4 separate regions of the Mus musculus genome follow, and regions 2, 3 and 4 are each linked to region 1. Evidence: chromatin contacts called from ENCODE POLR2A ChIA-PET data. All regions are on one chromosome and are shown on one strand. The core of a region is the stretch at or near the end of the contact, and the rest is flanking DNA. Distances in the headings are between cores, read along the strand shown.

Region 1 (5,996 bases), core at 2,265-4,764:
AGACAGGGCTTTGCAAGGGAAAGACAGAGGGCACTGCTGCTGCTCTCCAGCAGACAGCCAACTTTCCAGGGCTGCTGTATGATGTCAGAGAATGAAAATCACGAGGAAAACAGTTTCAAAATAGACATTTAATGCAATCTTTAGATCAAAGAAAAGTTGATTTTACAGTTTCTGCAGGAGACCACCTGCCAGAATAGAACCAGCAAGCTTGGTTTTGAAGGTCCCAAGCCGTCCTCCTGGCACAGCTTTTCTTGATTATTGATTTGTAGCTGCATTCGTTCTTGATGTTCCAGTCAACTCCACTGTTACCATTTAGCTGGCAGGAAGGCTGAGAAGCCCCTGCCCTAAGGGGTTTTTAACCACCAAGGAATTTGACAACCTCCTGAGTTCTTGAACCCACTTGAATATATATAATATATTCAATATATATATATATATATTATATATATATATATTCACACAATTATGTGGGGCTTGTGGACCCCCAAGGCCCCCTATGGTTTTTAAGACTCCAAGTTACGGAGCCAGTTGTGCTAATAATTTTAGCAATATAATTGCCCTAAGGAAACACTGACACAGGTCAGGTGACAGGGTTGCATTAACTATACTGACATGAGAGAACTGTTGAGTTTACCATTTTGATTCTGTGATAAGGCCTAGTTCTCAGAGCCTCCCTGCATTTTCAAGAGCAGCCTAACCTAGGCAGCTGTCCAGGCAGCCCAGGAGATTGAGAATAGCTGCAGTACTGGAAACATGCAGGGTTTGTATTCATCATCTAAAGACCTCAGCCCGCTCCTGAGCCAGCTTTACTTGTAGAAAGGGGCATTTCAAATTTCAGTTGGATTCTAATGGAAAGGGCAGCTTTTCTTTCTTATTTTCAATAGAAAAAGTACTTAAGTGTCAGACATTGATGCTAAGTCCTTAGATCACTTAGCCATTTGAAGTCCAACATATCGCTAACATGTTTTCTCACAAGTTTATCTTGGCTATCTCTTGGATGTACTAAGAAAGCAAGTTTACCAGGAGCCTTACTTACCAAGGTAGGCAAACAGGAACTCCATTGGAATTTTGTGGGGTGGTTAGGACGGAAGCCAGGATTACTGAAAAATTGACTTGTGGAGATGAAATGAGGCTTTTCGTTATCTAACAATTGCCAAATCAGGCTTATACTTTTGTTAGCACTCTTTTGAACAGCCATCAAGGTGCGCAAGCTAAGCTGCTGCCTGTAGCCACTTTCTACTCCCCAGCATTAGGAAGCAGGCACAACATTGAGTACATTTTACCTGAACTGTATTTTGAAAATTTAAAAACCCATTGGTGGGGGTGGAGGGAACAAACTGAATTTCTTCTATTCAAGTATTTTTGCAAATAGATAAATTTAACAATCTTGGTACCCCACCTCAAAAGTGCAGTCACACAAACCAGCACGATTTTTAATCTCTAGAAATCACACTGAAACTGTTACATTTACAAACATTAAATTTATTATAACTAGAATGAATGTAATGGGTCTCAGATTTGGCCACCTTATAGCTCCGCTTAAGGAGGGGATTTTTTTTTTAAAACAGAAAAATGCATTATAACTTGGTCAGATTACTTGCACATTAAGAAACAACATCTAAGGAGGAAAACATGAAAAGCAACCCTTCAGTTTCACATAATTAAAGAACAGGAGAAAGCACACAAGCAACATCATAGCTAAATTTACCAAACCAAAGCCGGGGCGATTTTCTCTTCTGATTATGTGTCATAAAAAGGTCCGCTGTCTTATATACACATGTATATAATGTTACATTCCAGCACTGTAAAAAGTCCCCTTTGCCCCCTCCCCCCAAAAGTTTTCAGTCTAGTCGCCGAACTTGGAAAGAGGCGCTCGCTCCTGCTGCCGGTGCAGTTCGTTCTCGGTCAGCAGCTGGAGGTTCTCAGCGCGCAGCCGGTCCAGCTCTAGCTCGAGCTCCCGCACTCGCGCGTCGACGCCTCCCAGCCGCTTGCTTTCCAGCCGCAGCCGGTTATTTTCGTCCTCCTTGCGGGAGAGGCACTTCTCCAGCTCCAGGTACTCTTTGATGAGCTCCTGCTTGCTCATGTTCTGCAGGCTCTCGGCGTGGTACCGCTCGTACGTCTCCGAGAAGTCCCGCTGCAGAAACTCGCTGCCGTCCCCTCCCATGCCATCGCTGCCTCCGTCTTCCTCACCAGCTTCTTCCACAAAATCCTCATCGCTGGTGTCGTCGGATTTGGCGGCTGCCCGCTTGGGGTAAAGGCCGGTTTTGAGATCAGGCTCCTCCTGATCGTGGTCATCCATGAGGAACTGCGTGGTGTTATAGGGCGCAACTGGCTGGCCCTTGGCGAACATCTCGGCTCGAACCCGCGAAGCTCGCAGGCTCTGCTTCTCGTCGAACTTTTTCTTCTCCTCCCAAGTCAGCTTGTAGTAGGGCTTCCAATGCCGCTTCTTCTTTGAGGGGCGTCTCCGATGTTTTTTCTTGCCCAGCTGTCTCTGTTGCTGTCCCCATGGCTCCTCGCCTCCGGCGGCAGGAGCCTCCTGCTTGGTGGCCTCCGAGTCATGACCTGGCTGCACGAGGGACTCTGACATCGGCTCTCCCTCCGCCGACGGGGAGGCACCGCCAGTGGATAAGTCCTCCCCATTCTGGCCCTTCTCGCCCTTCTCCAGGGAGCTCAATTCTGGACAGGCATTCGTCTGCAATGGGGGCAGCTGGTGCTTCAGGCCCCCTTCTCCCTCCTGCCCTGGACGGCTACCGGACTGCAAGGACGCTCTCGATTGCCACCTACTGTCCTCCTTGGGCACCCGTTCCTCCGCGCTTGGGGGGCGCTCAGAGGTATGCTCTTCATGGACAACAGCAGCACCTGTACAGTTGCTAGTTTGAGGCTGGTGTTGATGTTCTGTCAAGAGTGGCTCGGCCATGGCTTAGTAGAGTTCTCTTCTGGAAGTTTGAGAAATTCTGGCTTAAGGAAAGAGGTTTTTCTTTCTTTTCAAAATATGTCCAACAAAGTCCTCTTCGGTCAGTAATTTCTGCAGTGACGCCTTCCGTCCGTCCTGTCAGCAAACTCCAATCGCAACTTGGAGTCCAGTCAATAAAGGGTTAAGCGCACACAAGCGTGGCCAACTAGCAGGTCCGGGGGTTCAGCAGCAGGCACCGTATGCAAATATGCAGAGGGGTGGGCTTCACGCCTCCCCGCCGAGTGCTCCCACAGACGAGGAGTTGGTGCGCAAGGAGAGGAGGTTTAAGTCCAATGGGTTAAACCCAACCCGAAAGGGTTAAAACTACCCGATGACGCTGCCTCGGAGGGGCCGAATCCACAAAGGGTTAAATCCCCTGCCGCAGAGCCCACAAGGGGTTAAAGTCCCAGAGCCGCCACCTCCCACTTCCACGGGTGTCGCTCCAACCCGAGCTCCCAGTTCCTCAGGCCGGGCCGGAGCCTTAGCCGAGGACAGACAAACTCATCTCCCCTCTGGCTCGATGCTCCGCTCAGTTCTCCTCCGCCTCCTCCTCTTTTCCTCCCTCCCTCCCTCCCCCTTCAGACAGCTCTTCTTCCGCCTCCTCCTCCGGCTTCCCCTCCCAACCTGACTTTCCACCTGCCAACTTCCAACTGCTGTCTCCAAGCCCTCGGCGCCTCTTATATATAGAAGCTTGTAAGCCCCGCCCATGCGCATGCGTAACGGAGTCCAGGTGTGGGGCAGCCGGGAGTCGTAGTTCCCTTCTTTCGGGCCCGCCGTCCTCGCGCGCCGTGCAACGTAGCCAATCATAGAATGCGTAGGGGGCGTCTCCCAGGCCGCCTTCTTCCATCGCTTAGCTCTCGCTGAAGAAACGTGAGCAGTCATTGGGCAAGAGTTATTCGTCTCTCCGAGGAAGGAAGACCAATTACAGAGGAGATGGGGCGGGTTCTGGACCATACCATTGTGCTTCAGGAATACAAGAAGATTCCATGACCTTTGGGAGCTTATACAGAATATTTTTATTAAAAGGTGCGTTTGAAAATCTACTGTCATATTCTGTTCTCAGCGGAAAGGTTCTGATGGCCATAAACCGTTTTCAACTTATGCAAAAATGGTCTGTCCCTAAAAAGTAGTCCCTAAAGTGTAAAAGAGGATTAAATTCTATAAAGAGAGCTGTTAGTCGTGATTACTGACATTGGATTCTTAAAATTACAATAATGTCTCTGAGGTAGGTGATGGGTTTCTTGGAGAGAGATAAGCGGAAGGATATTTTGGACAACTATTTATTAAAAAGACGAAAAGCGCATGAAGAAGTAAACAAATGAATTAAGAAGTGCCGCCTTAAAGGGACAGTGTGGTGGCCTGCCGAGCATCAGCTTCAGACTAGGCCTCAGGAACTGAGAGGGCGGGTTCGAGTCCTGAGTGACGTCGGTCCTCAGGCTATCCTGGAGGCCCTTAGGTGAGAGCAGCCACCCAGGCCAAGAGCTATCTCCGCACCAGAGGTGAAAGCAAAGTGGTCCTCCGCGGCCGAGCTCTCCGCCTGAGCCCGGATGGGAAGCGCGTGGTGAGGAGGAAGGACTCGCCCCGAACCTCGGCTTCTGCCGAAGAAAATGGCCTCCCGGGGTCGACTTGGCCTCTTCGCTTCCGATACCGCAAACCTTTCCCTAGCCAGGATACTCTGGAGAGATTGGGCCAATTGATGCGAAGTCTGTGTTGGGGAGGAACCCAAAAATCTATGCGTTCCCGAAAAAAGGGGGTGTCATCCACAGAGATGAGGTGTGTGTGTGTGTTGGGGGGAAGGCTTCGAGAAGGAAAGCTGAAGGCCTTCCCTGAAATGGGTGTGCTTGACCCAGGGCCGTAGGGTACATTGGGGGTGAAGTGGGGGTTCTACTCCCCCTTAAAAGGGATTCACATTCTTTTCCCCTACTAGAAGGACCCGAAAAACTCCCTTTAATCCCCTTGGCGTAATTGCCACTTCTCCCTTTGCCTGAGTACCCAGTGAGCCATTCTTCTTTTTCCTTACATTCCAGCCATAATGGAGTGAGATTCTACACATGAAACTATTTGACCAGCGCAGCCATGTGAGCGAGGTAGGGCAGGAGTTAGCCGCCATTTTAGCTATAGGAAAGCTCTGCGCCTTGGAGAAATCAAGTGACTTATCCAAGGTCACCTGACAACGAAGAGGCAGTTGTAACTAGAGCGGGTCTTCCTTGCGTCATCTAATACGGTTTTTCTGTCAAAAACACAAAAGCCAAGACCTGGAAAGCCAGCTCAGCAGTTAGTGAACGGGCTGCTCTTCAGAGGGCCTGAGATTGGCTCCCTGGGACTCACACGATGGCTCACAAATGTCTATAGCTGCAGATCCAGAGGAGCTGATATCCTCCATTGACAGCAGGCACATATGCTGTACACACATGCAGGAAAGAAAAAAAAAATCAGATATGTAAAAAAAAAAAATTAAAAACAAGACACAAAATCCTTTCTCCCACACTCCCTCAGTAAGTTTTTATTTCCAGTAAAAGCTTCAGCTCATTGCAAACTATTACAAATTGGCAGTCATTTGTTAGGACAAAAAAGATAAAAAGTTTTGGAGCTTCAAGTTGCCAGGACTGCACAATGAAGCCCGGCCACAGTGAGCCAAATGGCAATAAAGAAAATCCATGCAGCAACTTGCAATCAGACTGCTTGGGACTTGGAAATCTGTGTATTACGGAGCAATTGACTTGGAAGGAGCAGGAAGCACAATTTTGTTTTTGAGGCAAGGCCTCAGGATATAATATAGTCTTGCCTGAAATGCAGATCCTCCTGCCTCAGCACCACGGTAATAATTAGGTGCACATCACCTCCCAGGTTAAAAGTGTTTCATAAGTAAAAGGGTTTATGAACTTCAGAGTGCTGGGTGGGGCCGCAATCTAGTGTGAGACAGTCTCGAGGGGAAGCAAGTGAGAATGCCCTAAGGGGACATGCAGCTGTTTTGAAAATGACCATTCTAGCTTGTTTTCCATGCATTGCTAGAAACCTGGTCTGCCTGAAAAGCCTGTCTTTC
Region 2 (5,996 bases), core at 1,932-4,431, 240 kb after region 1:
GCGCTGGCAGCTCTCTCGCTCTGCATGGCTCAGCAGGCTCAGGTTCAAGTTGAACCGCCCAGTGTTAGCCAGGCTGTGCAGAATCCCCAGCACTGCTGTCCGGTCGCTCAGCCTCGCGTGCTCAGCCAATGCCACCAGCAGCTCCCCAAGAAGTCCAAAGCCCACATCCATCTGGAAGAGGTGGCCCAGCTTGGGCCCCCCAAGCTGAAGTAGGGCCTGGTAGCGCTCTGGCCCACTTCTTAAGTGTCGCCGCCAATCACGGTAAAATTCTGCAGAGGTGGTGGGCTGGAAGGGTGATTTCTCCTGCATTTCAAAGGGAAACAGGTTCAGAGCTCTTCTTGCCGCTCTGCAACTGCAAAGGGGGAGGTGGGTTATGAGTTTTCATGTTAGCATTTCAACTGTTCTCTGAGCTCAGGGAGGGCTGGACTCTGCGGCCTCATTTTCAGATGAGGGAACTGGGGAGAGAGGAGGAAAGAGGGAGGGAGGGCCAAAGAAATCCAGGCTAGGATCTGAAGGTTTCCTTTGTACTGGGGTTTCCTCCTGAGAAAGAAAACATAGCTCTTGGCCCTTTAGAGTGAGTCAGAGCTTGCTCCGAGAAAAGTAAAATAGTGTACAATAAATCTCTGGGAGAGAAAAAGAAACTCAAACGAGTGTTGAGTGTCTGACAGGCTGGGTCCCTCTCCAGTACTGCCCCAGGGTCATTATCCTGTCTACCACATGACCAGATGAGGAAAGTTAGAGGACTGTTGCGCATGTCTCTACTCAGCGCGACCATCTGATTGCTGTTCTGGGATTGGTATGTGTGTGTGTGTGTGTGTGTGTGTGTGTGTGTGTGTGTATCTGTTGGCTGTCATGAGACATAAGGAAGAGGTATGGGCTGTAAGAAGACAGGGTCATAGCTTTATCACAGAGAACTCCTGCTGAGCTAAAGAGGCTAGCCCACACCTACCTGGGGTATTTCAGTGACCACATCTTGAGAAGTCCTTTCCCGAGTAGTGTGACAATTCCAGGGCACAAATCTCTTTCCTCCCATCTTGTCCTTTTGTTCCAGAGGTTTCAGGTGTGATGCAAGAACAATACCTCTGTGTCAAAGGTAGAGATTGGGGAATGAGCTTAATGATTCCCTGTGTGGAGGGCAGCTACTTGGCTACACTTGTTGACGGGAAACAGGGCAACTACTACAACAGCAGCAGCATAGAGGGCTGAAAGTCTTCACGCACTTCAAATGGGCTAGCTGCTGTGCTCAGCATCTTTCAGGCCATAACTCATGCAACGATAGCAACCATTCCTCTCTCTTACAAAATTGAGGCTCAGTCAGGTTAAGGAGCTTTGGTAAGATCATCAGGTAGCAGAGGGTGGGGGCATGACAGAAGCCTAGAATGATCTCAATTTAGACTGCTTGCTTTTAATTCCTGTAGCCCACCATGAGAGGAGGGCCTGAGAAAAATAGCAAGCCAACCTGAACTCCTCATAGGAAGGCACCCTTTGCTCAACTGCCCGTAACTTGGCTGCGTTCTCCCTTTTGTACTTCTCGTCAGCAGCAAGGGCAGCCTGCAGCTCTTTCTCCAGGGCCTTGAAGTTGATTACATCGTTCTTCTCCATGGCTAAGGCCTGGGAAGGCAAGAAGAATGCATGTCAGCAGAGCTTAAGTCTTCAGGGTAAAGATGATGCCCTGGGATTCATTGCCAGAATGTGAAATGACCCAAAGCAATCTGATACTTAACCTGGAGTGTTATAAAAATCTAGTTTCTTCCTTTACAGGTAAAATGGAATTGCGTGATGAAAATGTATTCCAGGCTTCTCACTGAGAACAAAACAGAAAGGTTTCCCGTTTGAAGTCTTGACTTTGCTCTCTGCTTCTAACAATATTTTAGACACTAAGGGCTGGATCAGCGGTAGGATTTTGCCTTGTGAATGCAAATGCCTTGGGTTTGATCCCCAGCAAAACACAAAACCACAACACACACACACACCTATTAATTCAGGTGTTTCATCTGAGGAGGCAATTTGGAGTTCAGATTTCTGACTCTTCATTCTTTCACATAGGATTTCTCTATATCAGTTTATTACCATAAAGGAACAGAGCGGGGGAGGGGGGGAGAGGGGAGGACAGACACAGATACAGAGAGAGACAGAGAGGTTTCTTTTATTATCTACTCCAGCTCAAGGACAAAATTTCACACTTCACTAAATGTCTTTAATGAAGAAAAAAAAATCACCTCAACCAAAAGCAATGACAAAGCAGGAAGTTGAGAAGTGTCAGAAGGAGAAAACTCAGTAGCCTCCATCCCCAAATCCCTGAGCAGCACAGAGCGGCAGGCAAATGTGTGCTGTGTGGGCATTATCTCCAGTCCTACCACTGAAGTCCTGCCGCCTCCCGGTATGTGTCTGATGGGGCTGTTTTCATAGGAAGCTATGTGTTCCGGTCTGGCTTCTGACATTTACTTATGATACCTCTTTCCACCTCAGAATCCTGGTGAGCTGGAGCCATAGTTCACTCATGATCAGCCCTAGGGCAGGAAATGAGCTGGTCCGCAAGCAAATCCACAGCCATCCCAACCATGATGGGAAATGGAACGCCGAGAAGTGGGCTGTGTTACTCAGCCAACAATTGTACTCAAGAGTCTCATACCCTAAGCAATATTTTGGGGGGTGAGGAGATCTCGCTGTGCCTAGTTTGCTCTCTCCAAAACTTCTGAGCTCATCATGATCTAGGCTCAGCCTCTAAGCAATAGAGACGATAGACTCTCGCTACCCGACCCATTTCTCTGTCGAGTTCTAAGCCTTCTCCAATTATAGAATGACTAGAGCAATCCCCTTTACTGTCCCTAAACCCTCACCCAGTCTTGGACTCCCTGCTTTCTCTCGAGAAACCCCGGATCTGGTAGAACACCTTAGTGCATCGCCCTCGCAACAGAGATTGTTGCCTAGCAACGGCGCCACCAGTCTGCCCACGTGACCGGCCCGAAGGCCCTCCTTTCAGGCTGTCCTAAGGCGCCTGATCAGAATCCTCCGGCCTTGCTTTTTTTGTGGAGAAGTCCACGCTTCGTTTTGAGGACCAACAAGTTGGCCTTTCCCATTTCTGTCTCCGGGGCCAGAATTTCTCGAAGCTGTTCCTTAGGCAGAGCTGTCCTCCGAGGCGAGGCGGTCCGGCGACGCGCTCGGGGTCCTTCCTAGCGCCGGGCGCCGGCGTTGTCGCGGCGTGCGGCGGAAGCGCGGGCTCAGGCGGCGGACCGGGGCACTCGGCTGAGCATTCGGCGGGTGAGCTGGCCGGGAAGGGTCCTTTCGGGGCTTGGGGAACGAGCGAAACATGAGCTTGGGAAGAGGCGATTTATATAGTACTTATCCCTTTCGCTTAACGAACGCGTAAATTGAATTCTGGCGTGGGAAAGAGAATGAAAGACCCCAACGCACGCACACACCGTCGATTCCGGGGTTTCCGCGGTCCCCAACGTGGTTAAGATCCTGTCCCTTAGTAGAGGTGGCGCTGTAAAGACCCAGGCCCCTGCCACTCCCCCTTCCATCGGTGCCTGCTTCACCGCCAGACTGTCTCCATCTTCAAACTATTCTGCATCCGAGCTGACTGTGATGGCGAGTGCCTAATTTTTGCGCTCTGGAGATGCAGACAGAAATATTGGTGCAGGTTCAAGGCTAAGTAGCGGGTCTGGTTCAAAAAGCCAAAACCAGAAAAGATTCCAGCATTCCTTTGAGATTCTGCGTTGCAGTGGGAAGATGCAGTTTTGGTTATTTAGAGTAGCTTTACTTAAACTAAGCATATCACTAATTCACTCCCCTACCCAAAGCCACCCTCGAAAAACAAAACTAGCAAAACGTATTGAGGGCCTATTTTGTCCCAGGCACTGTTGTCGTTTTGCTCCTATTTTATTATTAACATTTATCAGTAGCGGGCACACACACATGTTCCCTAAGTACTACTCAGGCATAACCTTGACTTTACTTAGGCGAGGGGTGTAACTCGGTGGAGAAGTGTTTAGTAGAGTGTGAGGCCCAGGATTCGATCTTAAGCACCCAGCCACACACTAAGAGATTAGTGTAAGGGTGGCCTGGCAAGTATATGTGGAGTGACAAATAGGTGACATTAAAGGAAAAGGGTGAGTTAAATGAATTAAGAAGGTATACATAGCCAGAGGACAATGGGAATGACAATTATCCTGGGGGCAGAGATGAGTTTGGCTTGTTCAGTAAACAACCTTCTTTAAAAATTTGTGATGGTAATCTTGGGAGAAGACAATGAACATAATTGTGGTTGCCTCTTAGAAATAAAAACAGTAGGTATACTGTAAGAAATACCAGAATTTCAGAACAAAACATTCCACTCCCTTAGCTTTACTGAGTGTCTTTTTGTGCAAGGTGCTGTCAGGGGCATTGGTGCGTGAACACAAAGGAGCATGGGGATTCACGTGCTCAAGAAGGTCAAGTTTTGTTATGACCAACATTTGTTACTTGTTGCTTTTTGAGACAGGGTCTCTCAGGATGTATGTAGGATCATGGGTATAAGATCCTATGCTTGGATAATCACACTGTGTGTGTTTCTGTGTGTGTGTGTGTGTTTCTGTGTAGTAAGTGAGGATCAGATGTGCTGTGGCTTGCAGGTGGAGGTCAGAGGACAGCTTCAGGGTTTGGTCCTATCTCCTCCTTACTGCCAATACCAGGCTAGCTGGCTCTGAGCTTCAGAGAATCTCTGCCTCCCATTTCCTGTTGGCCGTCTAGGATCACAGACACTCACACTACCCTATGTAGCTTTTCAGTGGGTTTCCAGGACTGAACTCAGGTTATCAGGCTGCACAGCTAGGTACTTACTCATTGCCTTTATAAGGTTTTAGGCAATAATAAATCACTCTAAGGAGGTAAACTAACTTCTGTGAGTTACGTCATCCTTAGAAATGAGGCCAAGATAGGATGGATCGAGGTCTTTAACCCCAGGGGCCTGATGCTTTTTCCCCTGCTCTGGTTTGTGTTGCTCGCAAACCGTAGAATTGTTTTTTAGAATAACAACAGTTGCCTAGCATTTGGGACAGAAGATACTGACGAGAGTGAGAGGCTGAGGGGCTGGGAAGGCTGGTAGGGTGAGATCTAAACTGTTCTTTTGAACAGAATATTCAGTCGTTGAAGTGGGGGGAAATCTGCTGATGTTGCAGACAATTGTAAGGTAGCGTGTGGTTGATGAGATTCGAACCTGGGTCCTTTAAAAGAGCAGTGAGAACAATGAGTTCTTACCCATCACTAAGGGACAAGCATGTCCGCTGTCACCATAATTAAGGGTCAAAGTTAGAATCATCAGTGAGGACAAGTTGGAATCGTGTACCTCTCAGAGCAGAGGCAAAGCCACACGAAGGGAGATTCTTCAAAAGCCTTGGTTTGTAATCTGGAAAAGTGTCACGTGAAAGTCAAGTACGATCCTAGTTTGTGTCCTTAGCAGTGTCGTTTGTGACTGGAACAGTTTCTCAAACTTGGTGGAGCCTGTGGATTAGGTAGTATAACCTGCTGGTATTCATTTTTATTTTGATGATTGCATTGTGATATTTTGAGAATACTATTTTTTTTTTTTTAAGTGAGATGCTGGAAAGAGAGTTTAGCATTTCAGAGTACCTGCTAGGCAACCATGAAGACTTGGAGTTAGATCCTACCTAGAACTCACATGACAATCCTCATGTTCCTAAATGATCCAATGCATAAAATTACACACACACACACACACACACACACACACAGTTTAATTGATTAAATAAATACAGAAAGGGAATAGGTGGACTAGGCATTACTTGTACACCTGTTATGTGGGGGGGGGGGGCAGAGGCAGAGGATCTTGAGTTGAAGGCCAGGTTGGGATAACAGTGAGAACCTATTTTAAATGTAAAAATAAAGCCAGATGGGACTGGAAAGATGTCTCAGTGGTTACGACCACTGACTGCTCTTTCAAAGGACCCAGGTTCAACTCTCATCATCCACATGTTAGCTTACATCTGTCTGCAATT
Region 3 (5,996 bases), core at 2,493-4,992, 190 kb after region 1:
GTGTCATGATTTTCTGGGCTCCTCCAAAGGGCTGCTGTCATTTCTCCAGCCCTGCCCTCTGTGGCACTCTACACTCAGGTTGATCCATCCACTGCTGCTGCTGTTTTTGGTGATCATCCCATGGTACTGGCATCTCCAATACACTGGGGTCTTCCACTGCAATTAGGCGTCACCAATAGGCTCTCATAGGGTCGCTTCATGGTGCCAAGCCTCAACTTCTTTGCATGACCCTTTTAGTCTGGGCCTTCATCTACAACTGAGGCTGCATCTTCACCAGTGGTCTTCGATGGCCTCTCACAGTGCTGACCCCTTCATGCCTTCAAAACCAGTACCACCTGGGTGATTCTTACATTACCCAGCTGCAGCATGAGGACCTTAGCTATCTCTAGAATGCAGCTTCTTTATGTTCTCAGAAAACAATTCCCAGAATTCACCTCAGTGATGCTGGTCTTTTCTTATTCACTGATAATTTCTTTAAATGTTTTTTTAAGATTTATGTATTTATTTATTATATGTAAGTACACTGTAGCTGTCTTCAGACACTCCAGAAGAGGGAGTCAGATCTCGTTATGGATGGTTGTGAGCCACCATGTGGTTGCTGGGATTTGAACTCCAGACCTTCAGAAGAGCAGTCGGGTGCTCTTACCCACTGAGCCATCTCACCAGCCCCCTCATTGATAATTTCTTAGCTCCAGCTAACTAGCATCAATTGTCCCAGTAGTCTCCTTCTCCTCTTGACTCTAAAGCCAGAGTCAAATGGCTGAACCTGCTAAGTTCTGCTGCTTGCTGGGGCTGGAAAATGGCCCCCTTGTTTTATTATATTATTACCAGCTTTCTGTTTTCAACAAATTTATTCTCTTCCTAAGCTTGGTTATCCTGGAACTTGCTCTGTAGACTGACTTTGAACTCAGAGATTTGCATGCTTGTTTCCTAAGCATGGGATTAAAGGTGTGGTTCACCATGCCTGAATTTTAAGTTTTTTTCTATTTGGAACTTGCTCTGTACCAGGGTGGCTTTAAACTTAGAAATCTGCTTGTCTTTGCCCCTCCTGGCTTGTACTACCATGCCTGAAACCGAATTTAGCTGGGTGGGATTTCAAGCCAAGTTCACCACTCCCTTAATTCGATTTAATATCCTTGAACACAGGATTCAGCTTCATTTCACTTCCTGGTGCCCCTTTAATACCACATATTTTATACCTTTCCTTTCTAAGCTTGCTATGCTTGTTCAAAATGTTCTTCATGAGACTTAACCAAAGAACAAAGTCCCCACTGGGCTTTTTGAGACTTACTTTGTCAATGCAATTAATATAAATCTCTTTACCTTAGCCTCACCATAGACTCTTCAGACAAGGGCAAAAGCGGCCACATTCTTCACCAAAATATCACAGAAATAGTCTCTAGGCCACACACTGAAATTCTTCTCCACTGAAACCTCTTAGGCCAGGTCTACACAGTTCAAATCACTCTCAGCAACAAAGTCTCCCATATTCCTACTAGGATAGCCCATTAAGCACCACTTTAAGCATTCCACTGATGTCCAAATCCAAAGTCCACATTCTTACAAACAAAAGCATGGTCAGGCCTATCTCAGCAGTACCGAGTATGGTTCCTCATACCAACTTCTGTCTTAGGGTTTTACTGCTGTGAACAGACCCCATGACCAAGGCAACTCTTTTTTTTTTTAATTTATTTATTATATGTGAGTACACTGTAGCTGTCTTCAGACACTCCAGAAGAGGGCATCAGATTTCATAACAGATGGTTGTGAGCCACCATGTGGTTGCTGAGATTTGAACTCAGGACCTTCAGAAGAGCAGTCGGTGCTCTTAACCTCTGAGCCATCTCACCAACCCCCCTTTTTTTGTGGTTTTTCGAGACAGGGTTTCTCTGGCTGTCCTGGAACTCACTCTGTAGACCAGGCTGGCCTCGAACTCAGGAATCCGCCTCTGCCTCCCAAGTGCTGGGATTAAAGGCATGTGCCGCCACGCCCGGCTCCAAGGCAACTCTTATAAGGACAATATTTACTTGGGGCTGGCTTACAGGTTCAGAGGTTCAGTCCATTATCCTCAAGGTGGGAGCATGACAGCATCTAGGCAGGCACGCCTCAGGAGGAGCTGAGAGTTCTACCTTTTCATCTGAAGGTGGCTAGGAGAATACTGACTTCCAGGAAGCTAGGACATGGGTCTTAAACCCAGGCCCACAGTGACACATTTACTCCAAGGCCACACCTTCAAATAGTGCCACTCCCTGGACCAAATATATTCAACTCACTATACCCAGCATGTTTTAACTATACCCTGTATCATCTTATGTTATTATTAGTTATTAATTCTCTTCTCCCCCACCTCTGTCCCTTTTCAGGAACTCCCTATAGTTCAGGCTGATCTAGTATTTACCATGTACATGAAGCTGGCTTTGAACTTGTAACATTTTCCCTCTCCTGCCTTGGCATGTATCACAATCCCCACCTGTGATAAATATCTAAGTTTTTCCTATAGACTGGGAGCTCTGTATATCACATATCACTGTAACCTCTGAACCTGTCATAACAATCGTTGAATGAATCTGAGAACACCTAGTGCCATTTTATTGAACATCTACAAGGTGCGTTATTCACATTACGTTTTTTTTTTTTTTTTTAATTTTTACTTATGGGGATTTAGCTCAGTGGTAAAGAAAAGGCCTTGGGGGCTAGAGAGATGGCTCAGCGGTTAAGAGCACTGACTGCTCTTCCAGAGGTCCTGAGTTCAATTCCCAGCAACCACATAGTAGCTCACGACCATCTGTAATGCTCTCTTATGGTGTGTCTGAAGAGAGCAACAGTGTACTCATATACATTAAAAAATAAATAAATAAAATGAAAGACCAAGCAAACTTCACTCACTCAAAAGAAAAGGCCTTGGGTTTGGTTCTCAGCTTGGGGTGTGTGTGTGTGTGGGGACGTTTAGGGCGCAAAAAAACAAAACAAAACAAAAACAAAAACAAAAAAACCAGATTTACAGTAAGCGAGGAGGGAACTTCTTTACCAGGAAGCTATCATTAAACAACTGTTCCTTTTGGAGACGGAGAAGGCAAGAGTATTCAGTGTTCTTGTATCTTTGTACTAACCCTAACTTCATGTAATTTTGTTGTTTTTGTCCTCACTAAACTAAGTGTGGTGAATAAATAATTTGAGTCAAGTTATCCAGTATTAAATGACTCTACTAGCTTGTTCACAGTTGTGGTGAAAGAAACCCTACAGTAACCTTTACATGCCCCAGACTTGCTCACAACGCCACCATGAGGACAGTTTACTTGAGAGAGAGATCGAGTAAAGTTCTCATGTAGCTCAGGCTGGCCTGGAACGCTCTACCTGGAGGGTGGCTGGTTTCGAACTCAAATAGATCCGCCAGCCTTTGCCTTCTGCGTGATGGGATTAAAGGCACGAGCCACTCTGAATTGGAGGGTGCCTATTTAAGCCACAAAAGCAGGTTTTAAATTCTGTCGAATGTGTGGTCGCTGTAACCGCTGCTGAACTCAGCCCACAGACCACAGAGACGGGGCAGGCCCCCTGGTTACACTGCTAGAGACTCGATTCTGGTGGCAATTCCGCTCCGTCCGGTTTGATTTGGCCAAAGAAACCCAAGGCGCGCAAGAGAACTAGTGCGCAAGCGCACCCCCGGCTGTCTTTGTTACTTAGGAAACAGCCAATCAGCGAGCCGGGCGGTGACCAATGAGAAGCGCGGATGAGCGGACCGGCTAGTTTGAACGCGCCGCGCCGGAAGAAGGTTGGTTCGGTGGAATCGGGTGTGGGGGAGCTCTCTCCTGAATCCGAGGGCTCCTGTCCGAGGCGGAGGGACGCGTAAGCGACCCCCGACACCAGCACCGGGAACCGACGAGAGGTAGGCTTTGGTCGACGGTGGGGCGGCCCCGCGGGCTCGGTGCAGAGCTGTCGTTTGCGCGGGCTCGCTGCAGTTGTCTGGAACCCGAATCAGCACTTGTTTGGGCAGGTCAGGGACGAGTAGGAGGGCACTTCCTTTACACCGAGAATGCAGCCGATCGTGATCTCTGCGTCCCACGGTCCGGGGCCCATATTAAGTCCTCTCATGTATACCCGGTCCTTTGAAAGGTGCACCCGGCTCCGTAGCAGCTACCCCTCCTCGTGTGGGAGGTGGAATTGGGTCTTTCTACAGGTCAGAATTGGAGATCTGGGACGCCCGGCAGGAGAGAATGGGAGAACCACTCCGCTCCTCTTGTCAGAGCTGATTACGCGGCTGTGTGTGTACCGAGGGAGGCAGCTTGGTTACTGGGACACTCCTAAACACTGGCGAGCATGAAAGAAAACCAGGCCTCTATTAGTACCAGGATGATCGAGTCTTTTAGCCTTGGACATTTGAGCTACTGTGACAAGTACAAGGTAGAGCCTGTTTTGTGCCAAAGAACTTAAAATACTGGTTTGTGTTGGTTTTGGTGGTTCAGTGCATCATAGGGAAATGATGTATCATATAACTTTACCAGCGGTGTCTAATATTTGTTGGGCACTTAAAAACCGAATGCCATTCAAGCTTAACACAAACCTGGTGAGACAGATAATTAAAAAATATTACAATTTGCATGTTGAGAAACGGAGGCACAGAGTGTAGTTAAGCTTGACTTGGGAGGACATATATAATTTTACTTTTGTGGATGAGCTTTTTGTTGTTAACAGCGCTTCCTTCAATGTCCCTATCCTATTTCTTCCATGCCTATTTCATTATGGAACCATGCCCTCTGCCAGTCAGGATTTTAAGGCATCTCATTCTCCATTACTTTGTTTTTATCTAATTTCGCTCCATTTGTACCTTTTTTTCTCTCATGGTCTAGAGATCAAACCTAGCCCTAATACCTTTTTTTTAAAAAAAAGTATAGAAGCATCATATTATTAGAGACATTTGCAAAGCTTTTCTCTTATCTAGTGACACAGCAACTGAAATTATCATAATATTGTATAAACTATATTCTCTCTCCACAAACAGTTAAGTTATAAATACAAACTAGGCATAGTAAAATAATCCCAGCCCCTGAGAGAGAGGCAGAGGAGAAGAGTCTCTGAGTTTAAGGCCAGTTGTATTGAGACTCTTTCAAAACACCACACACACACACACACACACACACACACACACACAAATACAAATGAAAAATTGAATTCACACTTGGGAATTTAAAACAAAAATACACTGAAGTCAGTTAAATAGATCATAATTATAGTTAAAAGAGAGCTGGCATGGGGTTAGGGGTGTGAGCTAGTGGCAAATGCTTCCCTGGTATGCACTGAGGCCTGAGTTTAGTTCTCAGCACCCTCACCACGGTCCTCCCAAAATAGAAGCTATAGAAATTTTTAGTTGGTGTGAGGTCAATGAGGTGATTAAATTAGCTTAAAATTTACCTTCACACAAATGAAAACAAACAAACAAACACTCAATTCCCAGATATTTACAGTCAATTAGAAAAGCAAACCTTTTCTTTCCATCTTAAGAGTCTAGATTTTATTTTGAACGCGATTAAAATTACAAGTCTACCCTTTTTATAGGTGTGCTTGTAAAAACCTCATCTAAAACCTCAGGAACCAGAAAGTAGCATGTTCAAGGTCCTAAGTTCAGTCCTCTGCACTGCCAGGGCTCAGTGTCTGCGAGTGTGGGTCAGGGTAACCTGGGGATGGAGACAAATGCCATTAAGCTAACAAAATATGAAATGACAAAGAACATTCCCCTGTAAATGAGTAAAGATGCGAGAACACTCACTATCGCTGCTTCCAGCCGATCCTGTTCTAGGATTCCTAGCCAGTAAGACAAGAAAAATAAATCACAACTTATAAGAGGGAATAAGCAAGGCAGACATAGTGGTGGCGTGTGCGTATAGTCCCAGCACTTAGAGAGCAGAGGCACCAGGATCTCAAGGCCAAGCTGAGCTGTATATCCAGATCAAAGAAAAGGAAAAACAAAAGAAAGGCATCAACTATATTATAGCTCAGCATTA
Region 4 (5,996 bases), core at 1,640-4,139, 170 kb after region 1:
GGGAGCCCACATAGAGGTGGAAAAAGAAATCTAACCTCACAAAGTTGTTCTCTGACATCCACATGTGGGCCATTACATGTATACCCACATGAACATGTCATGCACACACATGTGAACACAGGAGTACCTACAATATACCCATCCTAAACCTTAGAAAGGGGAAACTGACAGGCACACATAGGTATGCTGGAGAGCCACAACTCCAGACGTCATTACTTTCTCGGATGATTCTCTCTCTAAACCTAGAAACACACACCCTCTGCCCTCCTCTCCTTGTCCAAATACAACAGTCTTCAGGGAAAACTACAGCCTAATTTAGGCCAAGGGTGAGAGGACTTCCTTAGGCTTGAGGTGACACAATTGTGTTAGCAACTAAGGCCTGACATTCTCCATACATCTCATTTAATACCCTACAACCACCCTTTTTCCAGAGGAGGGCACTGGAGGTTTGGAGTCGAGGCTATTGATCTAAAAATCACCAGGTGGGATTGGCACCTAATTCTTTAATTCCAGAATCTTGGATTCGGCTTTTGAGAACGAAGAAAGCTTAGAGCAGTTATTTTTACAAATTAAAATGGAGAGAAGCCGTCAGTGCAGCACTTTCTCTATCGGTCAGACCTGATCCCTCTGGTAAAGGGGTGCTGAGGGCCAGGGGTAGAGCTAGTCACCTAGGGGACTAGGGCGGAGCCGGGAGAGCCCCGGGGAGGAGCCCAGGGAGAAGGCGGTGGCTCAGGCTCACAGGCCAAGATGGCTGTTAATTAAAGTGCTGGCACCAGCTCCTTTCTGCAAAGTTTGAAGCCGTTATTTTCCACTCCAGCGAAGCGGGGAGAATCCGGCTGGGCTGACAGAGACGCCACACCGCGCCAGGGGAGCGGGCGCGCTTTCAGAGCGGGGGGCGGATCGCGGTGCGGCGACGAGCGCGCCTCTCGGACGCCCCGGCGAGCACGGGGGTGAGGTGGCTGCCTTCCGTCCCCTCCTCTGCCGCCGCAGACTGGTGGATTGTTCCCCCGCCCGCCAAGCCACAGCTTCGGGCAGCTAACGAACGCCAGCAGCCTAGGGGACTAGGGGCTCGAGGGCTTGTCTAGAAGGCTGGGGGTCTGGATAGATCATACCCATGACCGTGCAAGTGCCCCTCCGGTCACTCACTAGCCCTGTCCTTCTAAAGGGAATCATGTTTAAGAAACTGTCCCGAGGGACCAGGAGGCCGCTGACAGCTGAAAGCTGAGGGCTACCCGGCCTGAGTCTGCCTGGAGGAGTGTAGGGGTCCTAAGGCATGCTCGCATCACCTTGCACTTTCGACAATAAATAGGCCCCAGAGACCCTGTCGCGTTGAGATTGAAACAGCGAGGGGCAAGGCTGCAGGCTTGAATCCCATCTCCACCACATCTTACTTTCGTGACTTGGGGGCAAATCTCTTTTAAGTTCGCAGAGCCTCTGTTCTCCATCTGTAAAACGAGGATAATGGTGGGCTTTATATCTAGATTGATGTAAAGATCAAATGTGACCATACATACAAAGCATCCAACGCAGTTTGTCTTAGCTCCCTCCTCCTTGGTGATGGATGTCATGCTGACCCGGGTTAGTATTTGGAAAGTCCTCTCTGGCAGCGTCCCGCCCACCCCCACTTCTACCATTGGTTATTCTGGCATCTCAGTTTTAGGTAGGGATAATCAGGGAATCAAATGGACAGTGGGAGGTCGGCGGTGGGAGTGTGAACTGGGAGGAGTCTTGCAGGCAAAAAGAATGAGTCTGGAGTGTTGTTGTTTATCGTGGCCAGAGGCCTCAGAAAGACACAGCCCTCCTCCTCGGATAAAGGAGGGTGAAGGAGGAACACAGCTTGAGCTGGGACTCACAGAATATGACAAATATGTTGATGGAAGCAGACACATTTCAGTTTATGCAACCTAAACATTTTCCTGCACTAGAAGAACGTGATGGGGTAAGAGTTAGGGGGGTCCCCTAAGGGGCTAGGAGAGATCAACCCCCCTCTTTCTGGGGAGTGCTAGAAAACGCAGAACCACCTAGGACTGGTTAACACTAAGAGATGACATGGGAGGGGTACTTCATTTTCTCAGGGTCCGTATTTCCCACTTGTCTAGCTAGTAGCTCAGATCAGAAAAGGCCTCATGGAAGAGGCCACAGGTAGAGGCAGCCTAGAAGATATCCCCTGGGGCAGTGGAAAAGAAGGGGCTGAAGACGCTGCCACCTGGGAGAGAATGCCCCTGAAGTAGTTAGAATCAGATAAAAAGTCAGGCTGCTATTAGAATTCAGAGATTCCCTCTGGGCACCCTAAAAGCAAAGGATCCAGACGGGTTATCTGGATGCTAGGCCTGGGTGCCTATGGAACGCCCCTCCCCAGTATTCCTTCCAGGCTTTAGCCCTCATCCTCTTTCTTGTTCTACTCTCTTGTTCCTCACTCTGTAACCCTCCACCCCCTGCAACATCTCTTTGTCCCCTGCAGACAGGGGGCAATGTTGCATCCTTCGACCTCCTGCAGGTGGTGGTCCTTTGCCCCTCTGTCACGATTTTCCTCGGAACTGACCCACGGAACATCTATCTCAATGCCACGCTGAGCTCTCTGCCTCTCCTTGTGGCTCCTCCTTCCGCTTGCCCTTTGGTCCTACTCATTCCTGACTCTAGCCCCTTCCCCATTCTGAGCCTCAATCTCCAGCTCCCTCCGTGATGCCCACCACTCTCATAGCCCCGCCCCTCCCTGCCCCTCCCACCTTGAGGCTTCCGCGGCCCAATTAGGCGCCTGCCCCGCCCGCAGCCCCACCCCTCGCCCTCTCCGAGCCCCGCGGAGCGGGTGGGCGGGGCCCAACGGAGGAGGCAGTGGCCCCAGCCAGGGAAGGCGGGAGGAGCTAGGCGCTAGGCGGGAGGCCGCGTTCAGTCGGGCAGCGCAGCGGGAGGGAAGCACGAGGCCGGAGCCGGCTGCTGGGCTCCGCAGCGCAAGCAGCGCAGCGCGGCGCCCGGGCCCCGGCCCCATGCCCGCAGCCCCGCCGGACCGCCCTTGAGCGCGGGCGTCGCGCCCGCGCCCCTTACCCGCCGGCATCATTGCCCCGACGGCGCGGCCGGGTGGCCCGGCTCTCCCAAGGCTCCGCGCCGGCCGGAAGACCCTGCTGGCTGCCGCCGCGGGCGTGGTGATGCTGCTCGTGCTGGTGGTGCTCATCCCGGTGCTGGTGAGCTCCGGCGGCCCGGACGGCCACTATGAGATGCTGGGCACCTGCCGCATGGTGTGCGACCCCTATCCCGCGCGGGGCCCCGGCGCCGGCGCGCGGTCCGACGGCGGCGACGCTCTGAGCGAGCAGAGCGGTGCGCCTCCGCCCTCCACGCTGGTGCAGGGCCCCCAGGGGAAGCCGGGCCGCACGGGCAAGCCGGGCCCTCCGGGGCCTCCAGGAGACCGGGGCCCTCCAGGTCCTGTGGGGCCGCCTGGGGAGAAGGGTGAACCAGGCAAGCCTGGTCCTCCTGGCCTGCCGGGTTCGGGAGGCAGCGGCGCCATCAGCACGGCCACCTATACCACGGTGCCACGCGTGGCCTTCTACGCCGGCCTCAAGAACCCTCATGAGGGTTACGAGGTGCTCAAGTTTGACGACGTGGTCACCAACCTAGGCAACAACTACGATGCGGCCAGCGGCAAGTTTACATGCAACATTCCTGGCACCTACTTTTTCACCTACCACGTCCTCATGCGCGGCGGCGACGGCACCAGTATGTGGGCAGACCTCTGCAAGAACGGCCAGGTGGGCCATGAGGGGGCGTGGGGCTGACCTGGGGGCAGGGCTCCCAGGGAGCCCCCAGGAGAATGCGTATTGGATCAGAGTCGACAGGCACACCGGGCAGGCGTAGGTGGAGACCCTAAAGCGGCCCCCTTAACTATCATGTGAAGAATGGTTGTAATTAGCGGGCACCCCTGAGTCTTCAACCCTTGGGCTTGAGCTCTTAAGGGAGAGGCTACAGGGCACCCGCGGAGTGGAAATGCGTAAAGATAAATCCAACTAGTCAGATCACAGGGCTCTAGGGCGCACGAACTGGTCCGTAGGGGTTTGGCCCGTGGGAGACTGATTCAGGCTGATTTCTCTTGAGAGCTAAGATTCAAGCTGACGCCGACTGGCTTTAAGGGAACAGCAAGGATGCTCTAGGGCAAGGATAAGGAGAAGCAGTCTCCGCGCCGGAGGGCGCTAAGACGAGTGGCTGTGCGCTCAGGAGAAGAAGGAGGAGGGCTGCAGGAAATGTTTTGCGCACAAAGGCAGAGGGAGTTCGTTGCCCAATAGCCTTAACTGCAGTACATCCCTGGCCCTAGAGAAGGGACCATCGAGCTGAACGAACACCCTTTGCAACCCCCCTGGAATGCTCCACCTTTTCCCAGAGTAACAGAGCTATCCTGCGCCTCCCGGGAAAAAGTTTCCTCTAGAGGCGGGGCGGAGTGATGGAAACTCCCCTCCTTAAAGTCTCCAGGTACAGCTCCTCCAGTATCCTAGAAAATAGGGAGCTGGTGTGCACGTGTCTGAGACACGGATGCACAGCGGTGTCCTTGGAACCACCCACCCTGGGTTCTCAGCTCCCTGCGCTCTCACCTCTGGGTTACAGGGGCCCCACCCCGGGGGCGTGGTCAGACTGAACCTTCTTTTAGCTGAGGCCAGGGTCAAAATTGAGGGTAGGCAAGTGGAAGCTGGAAGGAATCCCCTACAATTGAGACTCCAGATCTTCTCGGAACCCCTCCCACTGCAGCACTACCCTGCTTGGGTATCTGCAAAGTTTGGGGATAGGAGAAAGGGCAGAAAGCCTATCTGTGTGGAAGTCTGTCCTCTTTTTTTCTTCTGCCTGCTCCTCCCAGTCCCCACTATCGTGTCTGCCTCTTCTTGCTCTGTCTTTTGACCATTTCTTACTGGAATCTGCCATTCATCTCTGTCTCTCTTCTCTGGGTTCACCTCCCCCCACTTCTCTATTGCTGTGACTCTCTCCCATTTGTGTCTATCAGGCTTCTGGTGTCTCTCCTCTTTGTCCTTGGTTCCTGACCAAACTGGGAGGCTCCAACATCTAGCAAAGGCTCATGCAGACAGCCCCACAAGTCCCCTTATTAATCACCAATAAGGCATGCAGCAATGTCACCTTCATTGAGGGACTGTCTTCCTTCTGCAAAGAAAGTTTGAGCTAGTCCAAAGTGAAGGCTTCAGGGACTAGGGGCTTGCTGGCATTGAGAGTGGTCACTAGTCCCTTAGACATTGCTTAGACCACAGGGGGTCACAGCAGGGCCCCAGCTATAGGGCATGAGGAAGCTCCCAAGATAGCAGGTGCTTGTAGTGGGGCTGCTTGCCTTAGTCCCTTGGAGGCGGAAACATTCCCTAATCCCTTCCTTCCCTACCAGCAGTGCTAGGATGCTGTCAGAGCATAATGGAGGAGAGGTAACAAGCTGAGAGGACCACAGGCTACTGCAGGATCACTGGATGGGAATTTTAGGGTTTCAAAGACTTAGCACATTAACAGGTACTCAAGACCACCCCCCCCCAACAACAACAACAACAAAATAACCAAGAATAACAATGGAGTCTACAGCCTTTTGTGACTTCTTCCAGATTGTCCAAGAGGCTGGCTGAATCTTACCAATGAGCCCTCATGTTAGCTGTGCCCTCCACAAGAAACAAGGTTTGAAGCTTGTTGGGCACCAAGGGGTTAGTAGGTTAGTCCATCTACACTCTAAGACTTTATGGCTTATGTAGTGGGCACAATAGTACTGGGCATACACTAACACACTCAATACACACTGCATTAAAGGTGGGCTGGGGGTGCACCTAGCAACTCCTGTTTCCAAATGTGTCCTCTGAGAGAGAGATCCGGTGGTGGGTCCGCCCTACCCTAGCTCAGAACCACTTGGCAGAGAGGAAGGGATGGCAGCTCTGATTACCAAGTCAGGAGACACCACTGAGGAGGAAGGAGAAGGTCATGTGTAGGGGAAGACTGGCTTAGAGGTATGAAGCCATTTAACTAGGCAGAGGATA

Evidence for each region. ChIA-PET counts read pairs that join two places held with the same protein, here RNA polymerase II (POLR2A).
Region 2: POLR2A ChIA-PET joins it to region 1 with 17 read pairs in embryonic stem cell. The contact joins the promoter of Eftud2 here to the promoter of Hexim1 in region 1. POLR2A ChIA-PET finds 5 or more read pairs at or near these places in 4 of 5 experiments (Patski and embryonic stem cell).
Region 3: POLR2A ChIA-PET joins it to region 1 with 39 read pairs in embryonic stem cell. The contact joins the promoter of Kif18b here to the promoter of Hexim1 in region 1. POLR2A ChIA-PET finds 5 or more read pairs at or near these places in 4 of 5 experiments (Patski and embryonic stem cell).
Region 4: POLR2A ChIA-PET joins it to region 1 with 12 read pairs in embryonic stem cell. The contact joins the promoter of C1ql1 here to the promoter of Hexim1 in region 1. POLR2A ChIA-PET finds 5 or more read pairs at or near these places in 3 of 5 experiments (Patski and embryonic stem cell).

Annotation. Positions count from the first base shown.
Region 1 is chr11:103,113,843-103,119,838 of GRCm38, reverse strand. Hexim1 (hexamethylene bis-acetamide inducible 1) reads right to left here and starts at 3,514. Exons shown (of 1, transcript NM_138753.2): 1 at 114-3,514. The coding sequence starts at 2,917. The coding sequence ends at 1,847.
Region 2 is chr11:102,878,160-102,884,155 of GRCm38, reverse strand. It overlaps Eftud2 (elongation factor Tu GTP binding domain containing 2), which reads left to right and starts at 3,181. Exons shown (of 28, transcript NM_011431.3): 1 at 3,181-3,261. Ccdc103 (coiled-coil domain containing 103) reads right to left here and starts at 2,932. Exons shown (of 5, transcript NM_028492.3): 1 at 2,841-2,932; 2 at 1,725-1,804; 3 at 1,460-1,611; 4 at 950-1,082; 5 at 1-303. The coding sequence starts at 1,602.
Region 3 is chr11:102,922,870-102,928,865 of GRCm38, reverse strand. Kif18b (kinesin family member 18B) reads left to right here and starts at 3,742. Exons shown (of 16, transcript NM_197959.2): 1 at 3,742-3,883.
Region 4 is chr11:102,943,609-102,949,604 of GRCm38, reverse strand. It overlaps C1ql1 (complement component 1, q subcomponent-like 1), which reads left to right and starts at 2,889. Exons shown (of 2, transcript NM_011795.3): 1 at 2,889-3,740. The coding sequence starts at 3,144.